Linked DNA regions of Mus musculus: region 2 is linked to region 1. Evidence: chromatin loops called from intact Hi-C (ENCODE). Cell type or tissue: left cerebral cortex. All regions are shown on one strand. Each heading gives the region's core, and the rest is flanking DNA. Links, peaks and the distances in the headings are about the cores only.

The links. Peaks named below come from ENCODE experiments on the same cell type or tissue, not always from the same donor. Only the 100,000 strongest peaks of a DNase experiment are listed, where the experiment ranks them.
Region 2: a loop joins it to region 1, with 12 times the contacts of the local background. A loop is called at or near these places in 20 of 42 quality-filtered maps.

What each region holds. Positions count from the first base shown.
Region 1 is chr5:28,383,043-28,393,712 of GRCm38, reverse strand. Rbm33 (RNA binding motif protein 33) reads right to left here. Exons shown (of 19, transcript NM_028234.1): 11 at 7,094-7,226; 12 at 5,723-6,066; 13 at 3,896-4,210; 14 at 2,542-2,829. Among named protein-coding and RNA genes, the nearest start is that of Rbm33, 71 kb to the right of the region's middle. In left cerebral cortex, for the core only: a CTCF peak has its summit at 5,302 (motif pointing right); DNase peaks (open chromatin) are centred at 5,319, 5,975, 6,492 and 6,866; H3K27ac peaks cover 254 bases.
Region 2 is chr5:28,289,992-28,300,661 of GRCm38, reverse strand. Gm35524 (a long non-coding RNA gene) reads left to right here and starts at 7,477. Exons shown (of 4, transcript XR_880911.2): 1 at 7,477-7,687; 2 at 8,335-8,378; 3 at 8,887-9,230. Gm35602 (a long non-coding RNA gene) reads left to right here. Exons shown (of 5, transcript XR_003955879.1): 5 at 2,794-3,292. In left cerebral cortex, for the core only: a CTCF peak has its summit at 6,473 (motif pointing left); a DNase peak (open chromatin) is centred at 6,472.

The sequences.
Region 1 (10,670 bases), core at 881-8,880:
GGAAATGGCAATAGCCATATAGTCCCTGCTGTCACAGGGATTTTATCTGGCTCTTCCCTGACAAACCAACAAAAGGTGGGGTGTAAATGACCTGAAAGGCCCTGATTAGAACTATTGATTTTTCGTAGGGAATTTTCAGCCTGATCTCAAACTCATTTGTCACAGAATAATTGGTTATAATGAATAGCTCAAGTCAATCTTTCTGACCTTGAACTCACGAACCCTCCTCAGAATCAGAATGCTGCCAATCACAGTATTGGAATATTAATGTTACATGAATGCCCTGAATATCCCAGACCCAAACTACACTCAAAGTCTATACAGAGAATTCCTTTCAAATGTCTAGTGATTTTCTTTTTTAGTAAAGAATCCAATGAAGAAAGCTTAAAAACTTAAATGTTTTATAAAATAATCTATCCATAAAATTCTTTATTGAAGATTCAATCTATCAACAATTCACCTAGTTACAAATCTTACCTATTTCCATAAGTCTCAAGAATTAGAAACGTAAGACAATCATAGAGGTAGAGTTGAGTGGGCACGCTGTTGACTTCTTGTTGCATGTCAAAGTCTTAGGTACACTTCAAACAAGGTAGGTAGGTAGGTGAGGGGTTGCTACTGCAGCAGGCATGATGAGGAAGCCCACAATGCAACAACTGTACTAAGACCCAAATGCACCACTTCCTAACATAGGAGTGATTTCCTCTGCATTTGTTTCCCAAGCAGTCAAGAAAGGGTTAAAGTAGGTTCAGAGATATAGATAAAAATACTCTAGATTTATCCTTTACTGTACCATTACCAACTCAATAAATCTAAGTCAAGTCAGTAAGTCACCTTTAGCTAAGCAAAATAAATATATTCCTTTACAAAGAAGAGAAATATAAGCTTGGTTCCATTTATGTATATGTGTGTGTGTGTATATATGTATGTATACATATACACATACACACACACACTAAACAAAAACAAATTAAGGCATTCAACCTATACCATTGCAATCTGTCAACTTTCTATTTTGCTTTCATAAATTATCTGCCTGCCTGTAATAAATTTCCAGAATTCCTGGTCTCCTTTTATTATTAAGTCACTGTTATTATAAAAGAAATGTGTATGTGAACCAGACTAAAAAGCTAGCTATATAACCCAAAGGCACTATCAAAAGATTGGGGGATGGGGGGAAAGAAAAGAAAAGAAAAGAAAAGAAAAGAAAAGAAAAGAAAAGAAAAGAAAGGGGAGGGGAGGACATTTTATTTAGGTTTGGGGGGAGAGGGGTTTGCTGAGATTGAACACAGGGTTTTGTGAATGTTGGCCAAAGCTTTACCACTGCGGAAGGGGGAAAACACACACACACATATATAGTGATATATATCACATTATTATATTATTATTATTATTTAATTCTGAGAAGGATCTAAGTTGCCCACACTGGCCTTGAACTACTGATTTTCCTGCCTCACTTAACCTTCAGAATAGCTGAGATTAAGTGAGTCCCCTATTAAGTTAAGTCCCCATTAAGTCCCCTATGCTCTCACCCCACCCTGCTCCCCAACCCACCCACTCCCACTTCCTGGCCCTGGCATTCCCCTGTACTGGGGCATATGATCTTCCCAAGACCAAGGGCCTCTCCTCCCACTGATGGCCGACTAGGTTGGGCCTTTATTTTAAACTTGAAGGTTTAGTCTGTCTCACCGACTTAAAAGCTCAAGAGAAGATAAGATGGCTACCTTCAGAGTAGCTGAGATTACAAGGTTGCAACCCAAGACCCAGATCACAAAGGCTCTTTATAAACCATGTCGTTTCAGTCCAGTAGAGTTAGTCTTCTTTCATGCACCGATTATGGAACCCGCATATCAAACTTTTAATATGTCTATTAAATGCCATCCAAAACATTCTGACTTCCTAATTTTGATGTGATACAATTAATACCATCAGAATCACTTATCAGAAAAAAAAACCTGAATGATGAAAGCCTAATTAAAAGGTTAAAACAGTATTAACTGGTTTTTTTAAGAAGGATGAATTCCCTCAATTCTTGCTATCATTACACTGAACAACGTAATAATCAGTCCACTCAACATGTGCTGTACTTATCTGTGCCCAGCTCCCAGGTACACCCTACCTTATTTCATCCTCACTTAACAGGTAAGAAAGTTGAGGTTTGTAAGAAGTGAAAATCATATAAAATACTGATCCACATTTATTACCCCACACCTACTCTAAATTACTAAATATAAGTAAAGCCACAGAACCACATGGTTTTGTGAGTAAGGTTTTACTGGTATTCAACGCATCTGTTCCTGTAAGAACTATTATAAAGCACTTTGTACCACAATGGTGAAGTAAGTAACTATGATTGTCTAGAACATTTATAGAACTTGGAGGTCTTTTACAGAAAACATCTGCTAAACCTGAATATATATTGATTCTATATAATACAACAATAACTGTACAAATATAATCCTTGCATGAGTGCACTAAGCAGAATACACTGGTGCTCAGGACTCTACTCCAGAGACAATGCACCCCGGGAAGGCGTCCTACCTCTGCTTCTGGTTTTGCTTCTTCCTTAGGTTGAGCTTCAGGACTAAGTGGCTTGGCTTTTGCATCAGTATTGCCCTGTGAGCTCCTGGAAGACACCACAGCCCTACAAGGTGGGGATGTGTTGACAATGGACTTCACCTGAGCAACAGGTGTAGAGGAGCATCGGTTACCACTCATCTCCAAAACATGTGAAGGTGCTATGGGGAGTTCACGGAGATTACTGTTCCTGGGAGCAGTGGGTTGCATCTGCTGCATGGGCCGTTTGCTTATATTCTGAGATGCTGCATTCTGTCACAAAAAGAAACACAAGTTTATGAGTGAGTAAAACAACAAGTGATCACTGTCATCAATAACTGCCTTCCTTTCTGAGAGGTAACCCCCTTACTGTTTGGCAAATACTTTTTATGCTGTGTGCTGTGTATTGCTGTGTGCCCTGATGCTTAGGACTCAGTTCCATAAAGATACAGCTTCCACTTACAAAAGTCAAACCCAGTGATTTTTCGTTATATGGACTAACATTTTTAACAGCATTCTGGGCCAAGCAATAAATAACACCTCACTCTGCCTGCCTCAAGGACCCAACTGTATCAATGGCACATTGTTTCTACTTTACCTACGTTTAAAATGGAACAGGAGAACCCAACGCTCTGTTTTAATCTTATAAAAAGCTTTCTGGAGGAGAAAGGTGCCACAAAGTTATTTCACAAGAAGAGACATGCCTGAGAAGAGAACCCACATGTCAAGGATCAGAGATGGCTGAGACAAAGAGGAACTGCGCTTCTGGCATCACCTTAACAAGGAAACAGGACTACACACGCCTCTCCTCTATCTAGAAATCCCTTAAAGGTTTTGTTCAAGTCATATTACGATATAAAGAGGCAGGATTAGGAAAACAGGCTCAAAGCAACTCACTGACTTCCTCAAACTATTAGAATAAAAGTACAGGACTAAGACGCAGGCTCATAGAAAGGAACTGTGTTAGGATATTGTGAGACAAGACAATGGAAGGGAGCTACATCTTACTCTCATACCAGCCTACTAGTTCCCAGTTCCTTTCAATGGATGACAAGACCATATGTAAAATGTAACACCACCAACAAATATAAGTTAATTTCCTATAACTGAATGGAAGCTCTGAATCAGGACCCACAGGGGCCGATAATCTATATAAAAAGCTAAACCCCTTGCACTGAAAGAATGACAGTACTATCTAATCACTACAGAAAACTCAAGGCTCAGAAAAGGGTAAGTTAATATCTATAATTAAATTTTTTTTGCAAAATACTCTAAAAATTATCTAACTCAAAAATTATGTCCCATAAAACCTGCAAGTTAACCCATATCTGTTACTCACATGCCGGAGCCCCTGATGTGGGGTACACTGCATCCGACTGCTGCTGGGCTGTGGCTGGGCAGTCTGTACATGCGGCCTGAACTGCGGCTGAGACATGGGCATCAGAGGAGGGGGAGGAGCAGAAAGGTGATGATGATGCTGGTGCTGCTGTGGCTGATGCTGAGGGGGAGGCTGATGCTGTGGGGGAGGCTGGTGTGGAGGCTGGAGGGGAGGCTGAAGGGGCGGCTGGTGCTGGTGATGCTGGGGCTGCTGTTGGGGCTGTTGCGGCTGGGGCTGTGGTTGATGAGGTGGTGGCAACGGAGGATGCAAGGGTCCCTTCCATTACAAAAGAAAGAGAAACAACAGCTTATTAATAAATGTGCTAGGGAGATCTCAATGCAATGGTTTCCTTAAAAACCCAGCATGAGAACAAGCTTATGTGGAGAACTAACACCATCATAAATGCAGCAATTGGCTGCTGACACTACACTACCTTTGCTCGCCTAAGCATATGCGTCATCATAAATGGCAACCTCCCCCAGCATGCTCAAAGGGTCTACAAGGGGAAAGTACAGACACAAGGACACAAGGCTTTCCAACTACATGTTCATAGCGGCAACTGCTGTATGGTAACGGAATTATTAATTTCTTTAGATTCACCTATCTTCTAATATTTCTATAACAAAGGAGAAATTATTTCTATTTTTATTTTTAAAAAATCAAAATATTTAACCCGTTTTGAACACTGTAAATAGTTATCTTTTCTTTCTAGCTTAAATGTATATTCTTTTTAATTTTATGTCATTTACGTGTTGCTTGACTAGCTATGTATATATGTGAGTATATAAGTATGAACATGAACATGTGCCCGAGGCGATAACTTGCTAGAGTCAGATCTGTCTTTCCATCATGTAAGCTGCAGGGCTCAAACTCAGGTGATCAGGCTTGACTGCAGGCGTTGTTACCTGCTATGCTATCTGCCAGCTTAGATATACTTTTCAATAGTTTATTTATGTGTATGGATGTTTTAGGTGAATGTATGTCTATGTACCTTGGGCATGTCTGATGCCTACCAAGGCCAGAAGACTTTGGATCCGTTGGGACGCGAGTTACAAATGATTGTGAGCCACCCCGTATGTGCTGGGGATTGGATCCCATCCTCTGGAGAGGCAGCAAATGCTTTTAATGACTGAGCCATCTTTCTAGTCTCTAAATAGACATTCTTGTATTCTCTGGGTATCCAAATAGTTGAGACAAGTATATTATTACCAACTCTCCCTCCACCTTTTTTGAGTACACAATACTTCCCAAGTTCTGGAATTAAGGAATACCTTTGCAACTCACGTGATCACTATACATCTTGATAATTAAGATATATATATGAATGATAGGAAAAATGTCACAATTCTTATACTGGCCAGTAAATGCCTACCAGCAGAGGGCGCACAAGTCTGTCATATAAAGAGTGAGAAAGAGCACACTTTTTCTCCCCACCAAGAAAGGCCATTGTTTCTCCTGAGCAGGAATAGGATGCTAAAAAAGCATTACACAAGATAAACTATCAGGGCTTTAAATACTTTAAATGTTAGTGGTCTTACATCGCTTTTAAAATTCCAAGTTCAGTTCCTAGAAAACAAGAATCACTTTATCACATTTCCTAGTATTAAGGAAGTAAACAATACTGTCCAAAAGAGCTGGCTATATGAACAGTATACTTAAGACTACTACTCCTATCATTTACATAACTGTAAGTTAGCAGAAACAAAACCCGAAACTTCTCTTTCATGAAACACAAAGACTTAGCACCATAGAGGCATGGTTTCCTTCAAGGCTAGCTCATGTGCATACCTGAAGGTTAGGCTGTGCATGTGTAGGCAGGAATGGCTGTCCCGGGCTGGGTAGAAATGGCTGTCTAGGAGGAATGAAAGGCCTGGCAGTTGCTGACCCTGGCTGGCTAAAGTGCAGGATCCCCACTGGGCCTGGGGGCTGCAGGGCTGGTCTTACAGGCCTCTCTCGAGGGAACACTGGCTGCTGTCCTTGCTGATTAAAAGCTGGTCCAGGCTGAGTGAACGGTAAGGGACTCTGAGTAGGAACAGGATGGCTGCTGTTCAGGAGCGTGGGAGGAGGCGGCGGTGGAGGAGGACTTCGCTGTTCCAAAAAAAGATGACTGGGGAATCTTGGTTCACCTGAAACTGAATAGTGATTCATTACCTTCAAGTTAGAAACACTTCTTAGATACGCTATAGAGGAAGTTTAATCCAGCAACATGGCTGCTGTGGCATAGGATCACATGCTAAGGCAGGGTCTCTCCAGAATGCTGATACCTACTGGATTACAGTAGGACCTGGCTAGAGTATGGACACACCCTTAGCACACACCTTTAATCCCTAAAAATGAAGAGGAGGTTAGTGTGTAGAATGGAGCAGCCATGTTTTGAAAGTGACATCTAATTGAGGGGCAAAGTGATGGATTAGAGAAAGACTGACAGAATGAGTGAGAGACAGGATACACTCAACTCACAAAGAACAGACAGGAAAGACAGGTTATTTAAGAGCACTGAGGAGGAAAGTGGGTGGTGAGTGTGTGGCAGTTTTTTGAAGAGACAGACTGCAGAGAGAACAAGCTAGACACAGGTAAAGACAGAACAAGACAGAGAGTGAGAAAGAGCCAGAAGATTAGAATGCATTGCCAAAGTTAGTTATGAGGCCAAGTAGAGCCATTCAGCCAGAAGCACAAGACGGCAGATCTACAGTCAGCTTGGAAGATCAGACTGTACAGAGAGGTTAGAAGCCTCAGGCTCAGGCCTACACAGAGAAAGAAATGCTCTGAGCTCAGCCCAAGCCCTGTATTCATACAGCTTAGGTTATGCTCTTCTCGCATACCTCTATCCAAGGAAGTAAGTGACATTTACAATGAGTGTTTTCAGGAACTGCCTCACTATTTTCAAGTGTTAGTGTCGTATTTTATAAAGAGTCCTAGATTTAGCTATCCTGGCATGATTTTGTGAGCTGTTTTCTATAAACCATGCCTTCTTTGTAAAAGACTGTCATATTTCAGATCCAATTACTGTTTAATTTTAGCCACTGAGATGACTGGTAGAATCACTGTAATACATCTTCTAGTGGGAGGCAAATTCTGTTTTAGCAGTAACTGCATAGGTACATCATTCAATGCAGCTTCTGTCACTTCATCCTGTGCCCATTACATCCCTTCATGTACCTCCTAAGAAGAAAGGGTCTCGTTCCTGAGGTGGGGGTGGGGCTCTCCACTGGTCCTGGAGAGGAAGTCTAGGTGGCTGGTTAAAACTGTTGGGAACAGGTCCAGGTGTGTGCTGTGGAAATTCTGGAGGGCCCTAAAGAACAATGAAAAACAAGATGAAAAACACCATGTAGGCTTCAAAACATACACATAATCCCAAACTTAGCAATTATTCCTGTGGTCAGCCTACTTCTTTCTATTGCCTAAGTATGCACATAGATGAAGATAAATATCTATATGTAAATATAAATGATATTCCATAAAAAGGGATTTGCCATTAATCAAGAATCAAAATGCAGCATCAAAAAATTAATTCAGGATTTTAATATAACTAGAGAGCCATAACACTGCCTCAAGACTTATTCAAATCTACATAACTGTTGACTTTCACTTTCAGAAATCCAAAAGACAATGTCTATTTTGGACATCCATGGCATTTGTGAAAGATGCTATTATTTGTTATCTACTTCACACAACCCTAATCAACAGCTATGAGGCGATTTACTTCAAAAATAGAAAAAAAAAAATTCAATTTGTGCCTTAACAAAAGTGAGCAATCTGAGATAGCAGAAGAACATTAGTTTTAAGAAATCAAATTATTAAAAGAAAAATGATATAGCTGATTCTCTTATATAATAACTACTTTCAGGATGGGTTACAGCTCAATGCTATAGTGTTCCTCTCCCACCAAAGTGAGGCCCTACGTTCTATACAAAGCACCCAAAGAAAACGAAACTAACCAACAAACTCGCTCATTCTCAGTAGTGTATTTTACTAGCAGAACTGAGAGATGAAGGAAAAGGACCTCATCTCACTGTCCTTTAGTGTAGTCGCTGAGACAGCTAAAATCTGTATCAAAGGAACTGCTACTCAAAGAAGAAAAAGAGCACAAAGTGCTCTAAAATGAAATAATAAATATCAAATTCTTTTCATGTAGTATCACCTCATCCATGAGAAATAACCCAGTATTTCTCAACTCTTAAACTCTTAACTCAGTGGTTAAGAATGCTTTCTATTGTCACAGGGGACCTGAGTTTGGTTTCTAGCATGATGACTGTAAGCAGCTCATAATCACTTGTAACTCCACCTATAGAGATCCAATGTCCTCTTCTGACCTCTGTTAGCATTGTACTCTCATGTACATATACATGTACATATATAATTAAAAATAAAATTTAGAAAACAATCTTCCTCATAAATGCAAACCTCTTAATGTTTTTGTTTATTGTTTTATTATTAATTTTAGCTATTCTCCCTAAATGTGACTCCATTTTATAGCACAAAAAATACTTTTTTCTGTTGCCTTTAAATGTTTGCTCTAAGGCCAGCAAGATGGCAGTGGGTGCAAAGTGTCTCACATCCAACCTGATGACCTGAGTTTGACTACCAGAACCTACATGGTAGAGGAAAAAAATGACCCCTGCAAACTGTCCTCTGACCTCCTTACATGCACCTTACACACAAGCACACGGACACAACAAACAAATGTAAAAATGTACTTTAGAGTTGGGGAGATATCTCAATGGAACTTGCTTCCTAAGCATCAAGACCTGAGTTCCAACCCTCTGCATGCATATAAACCCAGGTTGTGGAAGCACAGACCTAGGCTAGGAGCCCAATGCTGGGGAAATGAAGCAGGAGGACTCAATGAATCAGACTAGCTAAAATGGTTCCAGATTTAGTTATAAACCCTGAGAAACTAAGATAGAAATGTGACTGAGGAAGACATCCAGCATCAACCTCTGGCCTATACATGTGCACCCACACACAAAACACACAGGTGGTGGGAGGGGAGGGGAGGGAGGGAGGGAGGGAGGGAGGGAGGGAGGGATCGAGAGAGCAAGCCTGAACCTGGGTGCACAATAAGAATAATGCAAAACAAACACTCCCATTTACCACAAACATGTAAGCCTATTAGCTAAAAATGGCATTAAAATGAGGTTTGAAATGTAAGCATTATATCTTTCTCAAAATAAAGCATTAGGATTTATTGAAAGATATAGAACAGAAATCCCCACAGATCACATTAGCTATGTCAAGTGAAGCTGAGGCAACCGAAGTTTCTTGCTACCAAAAAAGACGTCAAGATACCTTCTCCTCAAAGCACAGTCAATAATGAGGAACCTGTGAATATGTAAAACATACTTGCCCATCCTCAGAACACAAACACAAAAATGGTACTAGCTAGACACATCACTACTCTGATGCTCTGAGAGGATTTTTTAACATCGTCACTTTGATAAAATACAAAAAAGCTTTTTCTATCTACACACGATGTTACCATGCTGATATTTAAGAAGCCTGAATAAGGAGTTCTAACAGACATGCCCATTCTACCATGAAGTCAATGAAACACATCATGTGCATTGTATGTAACATTCTTTACACGTAAGAGCATAGTGTGAGCACTCCAGTTTCAGTTCTGTTCCTCAGCATATTCTGGCACATACAATTTGAGCATCCTTAGTCTGAAAAATCAGTAACTTTCTAAGTCTCAAAGTTTCATGTTGCAGATTTCAAATTTTGGCTTAAGGTTACTCAATGGGTAAAATCCAGGTTATTCATTCCCCAAACTAGAAAACTCTGAAACTTGAAAAACTCTGGTCCTACCCTTCCCATTTCAGATAAAGATGATTCAACACCTAGAAGTATATCTAAACATGTTTTTAAGTGATCTTCAAAATTTCCTGGATTATAAACTAGAAATTATGTTTATATGACATCTGATGGGATAAGGGGAGGAAAGGGAGAATGGGAGGGAGGAAGGATATATGAATGAATGAATGAATGAATGAGAACCAGTTTATATACCTCTGGTATGTAACTGATACTGTGGCTTCTGATCCAAGTGCCTTAGTTAAGGTTTCTACTGATGTTACAAAACACCATGACAAAAAAGAAATCCAGGGAAAGATTTATTGGATTAATTTAATCTCAGCCTGCTTCCTTCCAAGAGCATTAGCTCAGAGTAGCACCACCTCACTGTGTGCCGGGCCCTCTCATATTAACCATCAATCAAGAAGATGCCCAGGAAGCTTATTCACAGGCCATTCTGGTAGGAACATTTTCTAAGTTAGGACCCACTCTTACAAAATGACTCTAGCATGTGCTAAGTTGACATAAAAGTAACCACCACGGGGCTGGTGAGATGGCTCAGTGGGTAAGAGCACCCGACTGCTCTTCCGAAGGTCCAGAGTTCAAATCCCAGCAACCACATGGTGGCTCACAACCATCCGTAACAAGATCTGACTCCCTCTTCTGGTGTGTCTGAAGACAGCTACAGTGCACTTACATATAATAATAAATAAATAAATCTTTAAAAAAAAAAAAAAAAAAAAAAGTAACCACCACACCAAGTCAATCAGTAATCCTGACACTTTCCAATTACACAATTGTCCTCCAAAGCTGTGTAGAACTGCCACTTCAGGGACAGTCTGAAATGAAACACACTGAGGCCATCAGAAATCACAAACAGTGGGCCCACCTCTCATAACAGTTCAGAAGATTAGAAATGGTTTAGAACTCAGTATGTGTGAAT
Region 2 (10,670 bases), core at 1,678-9,677, 94 kb after region 1:
TGAGTCCCAGGTCTCAGTGAGAAACCCTATCTCAAAAATTAAAGTGGATGGCTCCTGGGAAATGATACTGGAGACCTGATGTTTTCTGTCTGGCTTACACATGTACCCACACACGTCCACACAAGCACACACAGAAACTGGTCTGTATCTGCAGACATTTGAAGTGTGAAAACATGAAGCTGGAGAGATGTCTCATGGCCAAGAGCATGTACTGCCCTCACAGAGGAACCAAGGTCTGGTTCCCAGCACCACCGCTGTGTGGCTCATAACTCCCTGTAACTCCAGCCCCTCAAGGGTCTGACACCTCTGGCTTCTGTGGACACCTGCACTTATATTCACACAAAGACAAACACATATACATATTTTTAAATGTGAAATGACAAGCCACGAACCAAGAAAAGATACTTGTAGCATACTCAGCAAATGATTCATGCCCTGCATATTACAAATTTCTTATTAAAAACATACAAATAGGCCAACAGGAAAATAGACAAAAAACAGATTACAGATGAGGAAACTTAGTGACTGATGGTAATATAAGGAGCTGCTGAGACACACACTACAAAGAGGTAAAAGCAACCACGTTTCACATGTCAGAGAGGAGATGTTCAACTGGTGCCAGTGAGGACGTTCTTGGTGCTGGAAACACTGCAGAGGAACCACTGTGGAGTGACTTGGCTACATCCAATGAGTAATGTCCATACAAGCATGTCACCCTGAGTGTCACACACATGCATAAGATATGAAGCAGTGCTTTTGCAGCACTGGGAACAAGAAACAACATCAACAAAATTGTCAAACAAAGATGAGTAGAAAACCAAATTAGGAGGGAGAAGAGGGGAGGGGAGAGAAGGGGGAGGATGAAGCAGACTGTGATGTCATCACAAAATGAGAATACACCAACGTGGGAACATTCATGTGTTTTTCTGGCTTATGGTCACAAGCTGCCTTTAGAAGTCAAGTCTACACATCTTACTTAAGCTAAGATGGGTCCTGCATCCAGCTCAGTGGTCCGTGCCCTTGCCTCCTTCAAAGAACACTGGCGGAGGACTTGGCAGGATGTTTCTCCATGTATCCAGCTTGGTCTAGTTTTAGGCTAGTAGTGCCACCACAGAATGGGTGTGAGTGTCCTCACTGATCACCACGGGGGTGGGCACCATAGGGATGGTGGCTTGGATCCCACAGTGAAGTGACATCAGCCCAGTTCTCACCTAGAAGTTCTCACTCCCCGAGTAACACATGTCCTGTGGATCTCTGAGGATCACTGGGGATTCTGTGGATCACGTGGTCACCGAGACCATGAGAATGTCCTGCTTCTGACAGAGTGACATGAAGGAGGTTCCTTATCCTTAGAGATTCCTGGCTGAATTTGTGGGTTTTATTACAAGCATCAAACAGTGCTGCCCAAAGCTGTGATCCTATTCACGGCTTGGGATGCTACTGTGACGGGTTTTCTCTTGTCCATTAATTCCTGTCTCCAGATATCACATTTTGTCAACATGGAACTATGGTTTCTTTTTTTCAATTCTGTGGGTTATAAATTTTTATCTTCTCAGGGTTTAAGTTCAAAGTGTCATAGATCTGGCTGTGAAAAGCCCTGCTAGCCGATCCAGCATCCTTTGTGCTTGGTGTCATTTAGTCACAGCACTGTGTCCACAGTCACTTGGGCCAGTGTCTTGATGCAACATCACAACTATTCCAGGTGCCTCATTTTATAACAACAGCAGAAACAGCAAGGGATGAGTCAGGCTGGGGGCACGAGGCAGGGCCTCCCTCTGGGCCTTCTGATGATTGACAAGATGTGAGTCAGGCTGGGAGTGGGGAACACATGGAGTGTCAGACAAACCGGCTTTGCCAGCAACTGTGGCACACATAGCAGCAGTTAGGATTAGTGTCTTGGAGGGGGGACAGCATAAAAACACCTCATTTGGCCAGTTCTAATGGGGCATTTCAGTAGCATCCAGAACAACTGTCCACACCCCATCTCCATAACATTCTCATCTTTACAATGGCCATGAAAACTCAGATAAAAGATGGATCCAGCCTCATTTAAATTTGGCTCCAAGTCCTGTTAAAAAGCATAGAGGGATACAGCTCTACCTCAGCCGGCATGGATCAGTTTATAACTTCCTTTTCTCCAGCGATCATGCCTTCTGACCCTCTTTGTCTTTCTGTTGCCATTTCTAGAAGGTCTTACAAATGCAATCATACCCGATGTGGTCTTTCTCAGCCCAGTGCATCTGGGACTTCTCCACTGTGGTTTGTATCTGTATCCTGCCTTTCTTGATACCATGCAGTACCGCACTGCAGCAATGAAGCCTGCTCACCCCTATCACCTCGCCCAGTGGTTGGGGCTGTTTCCAGCTTTGCAAGTAAGAAAATGTTATACAAAAGGCACAGAAGCACATGCCTGCCACCTCAACACTCAGAAGGCTAAAACAGGATTGGCTTGAGTTTGAGGCCAGCCTGAGCTACAAAGCAAATTCCAAACCAGTGTGGAATACATTGAGAGACCCTGTCTTTTAAAAAGAGGAAGCAATGGGGAGCGTGTGGGGGACTTTTGGGATAGCATTGGAAATGTAAATGAAATAAATACCCAATTTAAAAAAAAAGAGGAAGCAAAAGGGGGAGGGGAAGAACAGGAAGGAAAAAAGAAGGAAGGAAGGGAGGAAGGAAGGAAGGAAGGGAGGGAGGGAGGGAGGGAGGGAGGGAGGGAGGGAGGGAGGAAGGAAGGAAGAAGAAAGTGTTATAAACATTCTCAGACATAGCTATGTTTTTGTTTCTCTTCAGCAGACAGCAGACAGCTGGAAGTGACATTTCCGGGAAGTGACATTTCATGAGAAACTGAGTTCACCCACAAGGAACTGCTTGCTGGTCTTCATAGTGAAGCCACACCCCCACGGGCACTATAGCTCATGAGAAATACCCCATCCCCATCAGCTTGTGGGACTTTCAGATTGGCTGGTAACAAAAACTGACTTAGGCCGAGACAGACGTGGAGCGGTTGGCGTTCACGGTAGCTTGAACTGGCCCTTTCCCTAACGGCAGTTAAGCACGCTGTCTTTCCCCGCTCTACCTTCCACCTACCTCTAACACATCTGTGTCACATCTGTGACATCTGTTCAAACCGTTTGCCCATTTATAGGCGAATTTTCTTCTCCTACCAAGTTTCTAGAATGTTCTTAATATGATGGATTCAAGTTGTGTTTTGAAAATACTTTCTCCGGTTGGTGACATATCTGTTCATATTATTTGTGTGTATGTGTGTGCATGTATGTTTGTGTATGTGCACATGTGTGTGCATACATGTTCATGTGTGTGCTTTTTTTTCAAGACAGAGTTTCTCTTCGTAACTCTGGCTGTCCTGGAACTTGCTTTATAGATCAGGCTGGCCTTGAGTTCAGAGATTCCCCCTACCTCTGCCTATGGAGTGCTGGGGTTAAAGGTGTGTGCCAGCACACCCAGCTTCATATTTGTAACTGTCCTTCAAAGAGAGTCTAAGGCTCAGATGAAGTCTACTTAACTTGTATTTTCAGTCTGCTAAGATCATTGGTAAATGCAAAGCAATGATTTCTTCTACAAGTTTTATAATTTAGAGTTTACATTTAAGTCTCCAGGCCATTTTGAGTGAGTTTTGATTATGCCATGTGTCCTAGCTCATTTTTTTATTTCATTAAAAATATTGTTTCTTGATACTGAAGGTAATGCAGGCTCATTGTAGAAACATGAAATGAAGAAAAGAATAAAATTAGCCTTCATTTTGGTTCCTCTGTGCTACTGTAACTAAGTGCCATTGACTGGTTAATTTATGAAGGACAGAGATTCATCTCTTACAGCACTGGAAGCTGCAAGTCCAAGATAAAGGCACCAGCAGGCTCAGGATCTAATGAGAACCACATTCCGTTTCCAACGTGGTCTTGTGTGGCTGCACCTGTGGGAGGGAGAGAGAGAAAGGCGAGAGGAAGACAAAGGTGCTCTTACCAGGATCCCAGCCCATTCCCAAGGGGAAGAACCCGAGGCCTTAGCTCACCTCTTCATCCTTCCACTTTAGCTGTTCCATTTGGACATCTGAATTTAGGAGGGAACACATCAAACCAGAGAGGCTACTGCCCAGATTCTCAGCAATCTATGACCTAGGTATCTCCTTTATTAATGTATACAATTTGATTTCATTCTGCTTATAATACATGCAAAATGCATATCTTCCTTCTATGCATTTAACTCTGCTATTGCTTATTACTACTTGGTTATAACTACATGGTTGTGTTCCTTGAGGTTTATATTGCTGTGATAAATCACCATAAGCAAAAGCAACTTGAGGAAGAAAAGGGGTTTCTGGTTTACAACTCTCAGGTTATGTTTACTCCGTCACCGAGGGAACTAGGAACTGGAGGCAGGAACCAAAACAGATGCCGTAGACAAATGCTGCTTACTAGACTGCTCCCACAGCTTGCTCAGACTACTTGCTTGTACCACCAGGGACCATCTGCCCAGGAGTGGCAGCACCACCTCCATTGAGCTGGGCCCTTCCACATAAATCATCATTCAGGAAAATGCCCTAGACAGTTGCCTACAGTCCAGGCTAATGGAGACATTTTCTCAATTAAGATTTCCTATTCTCGGATATGTCTAGATTTGTGTTGAGTTGGCAAAAGTCAACAAGCACATGGGCCAAACATTCAGTAAAATTTTAATTAATGCTTTATCTTAAGTGTATGAGTGTTGTACCTGCATATATATCGCATGAGTGTCTGGTGCCTCTGTAGGATAGGGAGAGGGTGTCAGGATCCCCTGGAACTGGAGAGGTAGAAGGTTGTGAACTGCCATGTGGGTGCTAGAAATAGAAGCCAGGTCCTCTGAAAGAACAGATCAGTGTTCTCAAACTGAGTCATCACTCTAGCACCACCCCACCACCCCAGGCCAGGTTTCATATTATAATTCAGACTGTCCTAGGACTTACTATGTAGCCCAGGCTGGCCAACCTACAGATCTTCCTTCATCTGCCTCTTGTATGCTGGGATTACAGGTGTCATCCACCAAGCCCAGCTGTATTATTATTTTTTTTCTTTTAAGACAGGGTCTCGCTATGTAGTCCTGCCTAGCCTGACTATGTAAACCAGGCTTAAATGAAGTTTCCTGATGGTTTTCCTTATTACTGAAACAAGTATATGCATCGCCTAGAAGTAACTAACCTAGATTAGTAAGAGAACAGCATAGAGCCCTTCTAAGCCCACACCTGGAGACATCTTGCCTGCCTGTTTCCAGACGCTCACTTCTAGAGCCCACATCTGGAGACAGCCTGCCTGAGTGCTCCCAGACGCTCGCCTCCAAGGAGAAACAGAGGCTTCATCTCACTCAGCAAGTTTATAATCCTGGATATCTCAGTTAATTCCACTGCTGTATTTAGGAGACATTCTCAGGTCTCTCTCTCTCTCTCTCTCTCTCTCTCTCTCTCTCTCTCTTTGTATGTTTGTGTGTGTGTGTGTGTGTGTGTGTGTGAGAGAGAGAGAGAGAGAGAGAGAGAGAGAGAGAGAGAGAGAGAGAGCGAGGAGAGAGAGAGAGCACACATAGTGAGACCCTGTCTTAGAAGAAATATTTCACAGCTAGGCTAGCTGGGCTGGTAATCCCAGCACTTAGGAGGCAGAGGAAGGGAGTTGGCCAACCTGGGCTACCTACTGCTGCCAAGGTGAACAACTGCCCCTATGTGTGGACTTGGGACTTGTTCCTACGTGGAGTCTAAGAAGGTGTAATGAGCCCAATGCTATGGACAGCAATGCTCTAGAACCCTGCCTCGCTCTCCTCTAGAAAGAGCCACCCATTGGTCTTCTCTCACATGGGTCTTTGTGCAAACTGTGGATGATTGTTCCAATGTGATGTATTGTCTTGGGATTGGCTCTTACCAGTCAGCAGAAATGCTTTCCTCAGCGTTGACTCTTTCATGGTTTCTCCAGTCAGCCCTTTTCTTTATAAGTTAGCATCTCAATTAATAGGCATGCTAAGGCATGTTCTTCGTCAGACAGAAGACATAACACAATCCTGTCAGCTTGACATCTCTACTGCATAATACAACATGCGGAAGAGACGAGGAAATGTATTCCTATCAATCTTTGTGTTGTTGGGTTTCTGTTTTCTAAAAAGTAAGAAAGACAAAGTAGATTTTTTTTTGACCTTTGAATCTTTCAATTACTCTGCCAAGTTTTCAAGACAATTAAGACATATATAATGTTTTTATGGGGTCTGTGATTGATACCCTGTGCTGAGGCAGTGTGGCAGTGTACAGAGAATTGTCTCAGATATGAACATGTTAATAAAAGATGGAATGTCAAATATGTTTAAACAGAAAGAAATCAGGAGAACACAGTTTGCCTTTTGCAGGTATCTGTGCTGTAAATATGGAGGTAGGAGCTGACCACCTTACCTAGCTTTCGCTTCTAGTTGCCGGCCTGCTTGAGCCCTCATGGCGCCACCTGCTGGTCATCGTTGGCACTGCATGCAAAACGCTCTGGAGCAGGAACCAGTTTTGAAATATGGGTGGAAATGAAGTTGTGTTTGGAGATGAGCCTGTTTCACTATGAATACCTTGTTTCTGACAAGTCTTGTTTTGTAGCTTGAGTAGTCCTTCATTTTTTGATCCACGTGCCTCAGCCTCCCAAGTACTATGATTACAGATGTGCCACCATACCCCACCTGTTCTATATTTTTAAAACATAAATTATACCTGCTTTTTGGATTCACCATTTAATAAATTCTCCAAAAGACACCTTTCAGAAGTCAAACTCAAGTTGCCAGGTTTGGGTGGCTACGAGCGGAACTTTCTCATCAGTCTCCCAATACGAGATTTTCAAAACCCAATCTTACCAGGTGAATAATTTAAAATGAAAGCTTGACAGAGGAGCCTAAAAGGTGACTTAAGATGCTTGCGGTCTGCCAAGCCCTATAACCCATATAGTTGAGGTAGAGAACCAAGTCCCATAAGAGGTCTGACCTCCAAATGCTTACCGTGGTGGGCATGTGCCTCAACCCCATAGTAAATAAATAAATAAACAAATAAACAAATAAACAAACAAATTATGTGGTTTTAAGAACAACAACAACCTTGATTAATGGTCTTAGCAAAGTTGTGTGTGTGTTTTTTTTTAAGAGTGTTTTGTATTTCTTGTTTAAATCCTCAGCTTTTTCTTTGTTTAAGAGAGCCCAGCTGACAGGATTTCCCTAACTCGCATTTTTCAAGTGCACGCCCTGTTTAAAACTACTTTGAAATGCAAAGCCTTACCCATCCTGTGTTTCCTCTTTGATTTGTACAGGGAGATTTTGCTTGGATTGAACAAAGTGGAAAAAAAGCTAGAGGAGGCTTGTTAGTTTCTGCCAGAAACTAGCTCTCAGCCCCTTTTCAGTTCTGGTAAGAGGTGCGTATTTTTTTTTTTTTTCTCTCTCTCTCTCTGCGTGAGAAAAGTATTTTCCAATGATTTTATACAGGAAAGGCCCAAGGGCTGACTTGCCAGAGCAGGGAAAATCCACTCAATCAGCCCGTGATTTGCAATGGGGAAAGAACACCTGTCTGCATCTGCTTTCCCAATTGGATGGTGAATCTAGGACGACTGTTCTCAGGAGAAGCTCTCAACCCATCAGATGCGTGTATAAAGGGAATGTTAATGCAAAAACAGCACCTCACCTCAAGCACAAAGAGGTACTTTATTCTGGAGCAAACTATAAGTGACCATGACCTGGGAACACATTCAGGTTACCTCAAATCCCATGTTCCAGCATGGTAACTGCTTCATGAAGTTCTTATAGTGACAGAATGGCATGCACCAGGTGGGCAGATTAAAACAAGCAGAGAAGGCTCCACTGCGGCCTCATACAATACTAGAAGCTTGCTCGGTCTTCGGTTTATGGAAGCCAGTGGTCTCCCGAAAGCTTACACTTTCATCCCAAAGGTGTCAGGTCCGACACATAGGGGGTAAGGATAGCCCAGGATAAACTGTAATCAGGCTCTCAACCTGCAACATCTCAGCTTCTCCACAGCATTGAAGTTTGAATCAGTTAGTTTTGTAGAGAAGGTTCAGTGTGAGATGCAGTTTTTTTTCCCAGAAACTTTCGTTCACAGAAAACAGCTGAGTACAAGACATTCTCTGACCCTAACAGCCATTCGTTGTCAGCAGGACAGCTTAATGACTTGTGCAAGACCCTCCAGATTGGGCTTACTTACTGCTGACAATCTCTCTCTCACAGGAGGTGGGGAAGCCCCCTGGACCCTTGACTGAGATTGCAGCTGTGCCTCTCTGCCATTTACATACAATTCTGTCCTAATTGCATGTGGCTTTTTTGTCCCAGGAGCTGCCAGAGCACACAGAGGCTGGAAAGTCGACTGAAGCAGGGTGAGTGCTTTCTATGTAGCTATGGGGAAGTTGTCTTAAATGCTGGTGAGACTTCCGGGTGGCGCAGCTTCTATGAGTTATCTGTGCTCCTGTATGTAACCCCTTACCCATGTTTTGTAAGCTAGCCCAGTGAAGAAATTGGCCTCAAGTTGGGCTTCAGTGAATCAAACTTTGCTTTATTTGGTTGCACTCTTATGGAGGGCAGGGAATGGATGGCAAGAGTTTCTGCAATTCTATGACAAGCATACATATATACATATACATATACATACATATATACATACATATATACACACATACATATATACATACACATATACATACATACATATATACATACACATATACATACATACACATACATATATACATACATATACATACACACATATATATATACATACATATACATACATACACACATACATATTGCAGTGAGCTTCAGAACCATGGACTCAGCAGGAGATTGGCACTCATTGTTGACCTCACTGTGTTTTTGATTTTTTAGGACAGGAGGAGCTATTCTGAACTGGTGCTGGTCCCTCCACTTGCCCCCTGCCCCCCAGCTAGCCCGAGCAGGGCACTGGGGCCCAGCAAAGACACTCTACCCAAAGCCTCTGCCTCCACCCCTCCTCCTGTTTGATTCTACATGGACCTTAATGCTGCATGTGGTACTTACTGCTCATGTGGGGTGGAGAATGAAACTGAAGGGACACGGTGGCCTGGAAAAGATAGGTTGGCAGTCAAGGACAACTGTGTTGTCATCTGCTTTGTGGCCCACCTCCTGGAGAAGGGGAACGTTGTGAAGAAAGAAAGCATCATCATTTCATTTCAGGAACCTGAGCTAGCCTGGTTAGTTTTATGACAAAAGTTAGAGTCGTCTGAGAAGAGGGAACCTCAAAGGAGAAAAAGGCCTCCAATTTTCTTGATTAATGATTAATGTAAAAGGGCGAAGTTTACTGTGGGTGGTGCTACCCTTGGTCTAGTGGTCCTGAGTTCTATAAGAAGGCAGGCTGAATAAGTCATGGGGAGCAAGCCAGTGAGCAGCATTCCTCCAAGACATCAGCTTCTTCTGCCTCCTTCCCTAACTTCCCTCAGTAATGTACTATGACTGGGACCTGTATGCAAATAACCCTTTCCTTCCCTAAGTTGTTCTTAGTCCATGCTTTCTACAGCAATCAGAAACAAAGTAGGACATGAAGTAAATGAATATGTACTTGTGTTTGGATGTGAAAGGGTGTGTAGAGCAGCTTTGCTCTTCCACTGCTTTCTGAAGCCCTCTCTGATTCAATGAGCAGGGGTTGTTTCCCTAAACACCCCTTAGCTTATTGATCTTCTTGGAGCAAAGAGCAGAGCTGTGAAACAGTACTGCAAAAGAATTCCTTTTCTCTGCAGGCAAAAGGCTATCTTTAAAGTCTGATAAAGGGCTGTAGAACACATAAAAGAGCTGTGGGTTTGGTGGTAGTACAGGGCGTGGGAACCCCAGGAGATCCCAGGCCAAGGCTTTCTTTATGGCCTCAGTGTGCAACCACAGAGGTCTCAGAGGAAGAAAACTCTCTCTTGCAAATCTTAAGCCTGAGGTTTTGACTGCATTTTCTTTTCTTGTCTTTTAATGACCATGACTTTTGTTTTGTTTTCTTTGGGGACACAGTCTCAGTACATTTTGAACTTGAACTTGCTGTCCTCCATCCCCAGCCACCCAAGGGGCCAGGGTTTCAGCATGCACCTCAGACCCAGCTAGTAACCACTGTCTGCAAGTGTCCCTCCTCCTGGGACCCGAGTACAGGTGGCTCCAGGGGCCCCCAGTCTCCTAACCATCTGGAACATCACTGAGATTGTGACTAGCCAGGGAACAAAGGGCCAGTCAGCAGTGAGGGGACACAGGAACAGCTCCACGCCATCACTCTCAGCACCATTAGCAGCCCTAGTAGTTCCCGTGATCTTGAAGGAACTGTGACTGAAGCCAACTCAAGATTCTTGGATTTGACACAGGAAGAATTTTAAGACTAGTGTGTGGGGAGCAGAGGTAGGGGTTTTAATAAAAGCAAAAAAGTGCTGAAGGGGAACATGGCTGAAGGAGCTAGTCAGCAAAGGGCTTCTTCAAGACTGATTTTTATTGTATCCATATGAGTACACTGTAGCCGTCTTCAGACACACCAGAAGAGAGCTTCAGATCCCATTACAGATGGTTGCGAGCCACCGTATGGTTGCTGGGAATTGAACTCAGGACCCCCCAGAAGAGCAGATAATGCTCTTAAATGCTGAGCGATCTCTCCTGCTCTAAAGAAGAGA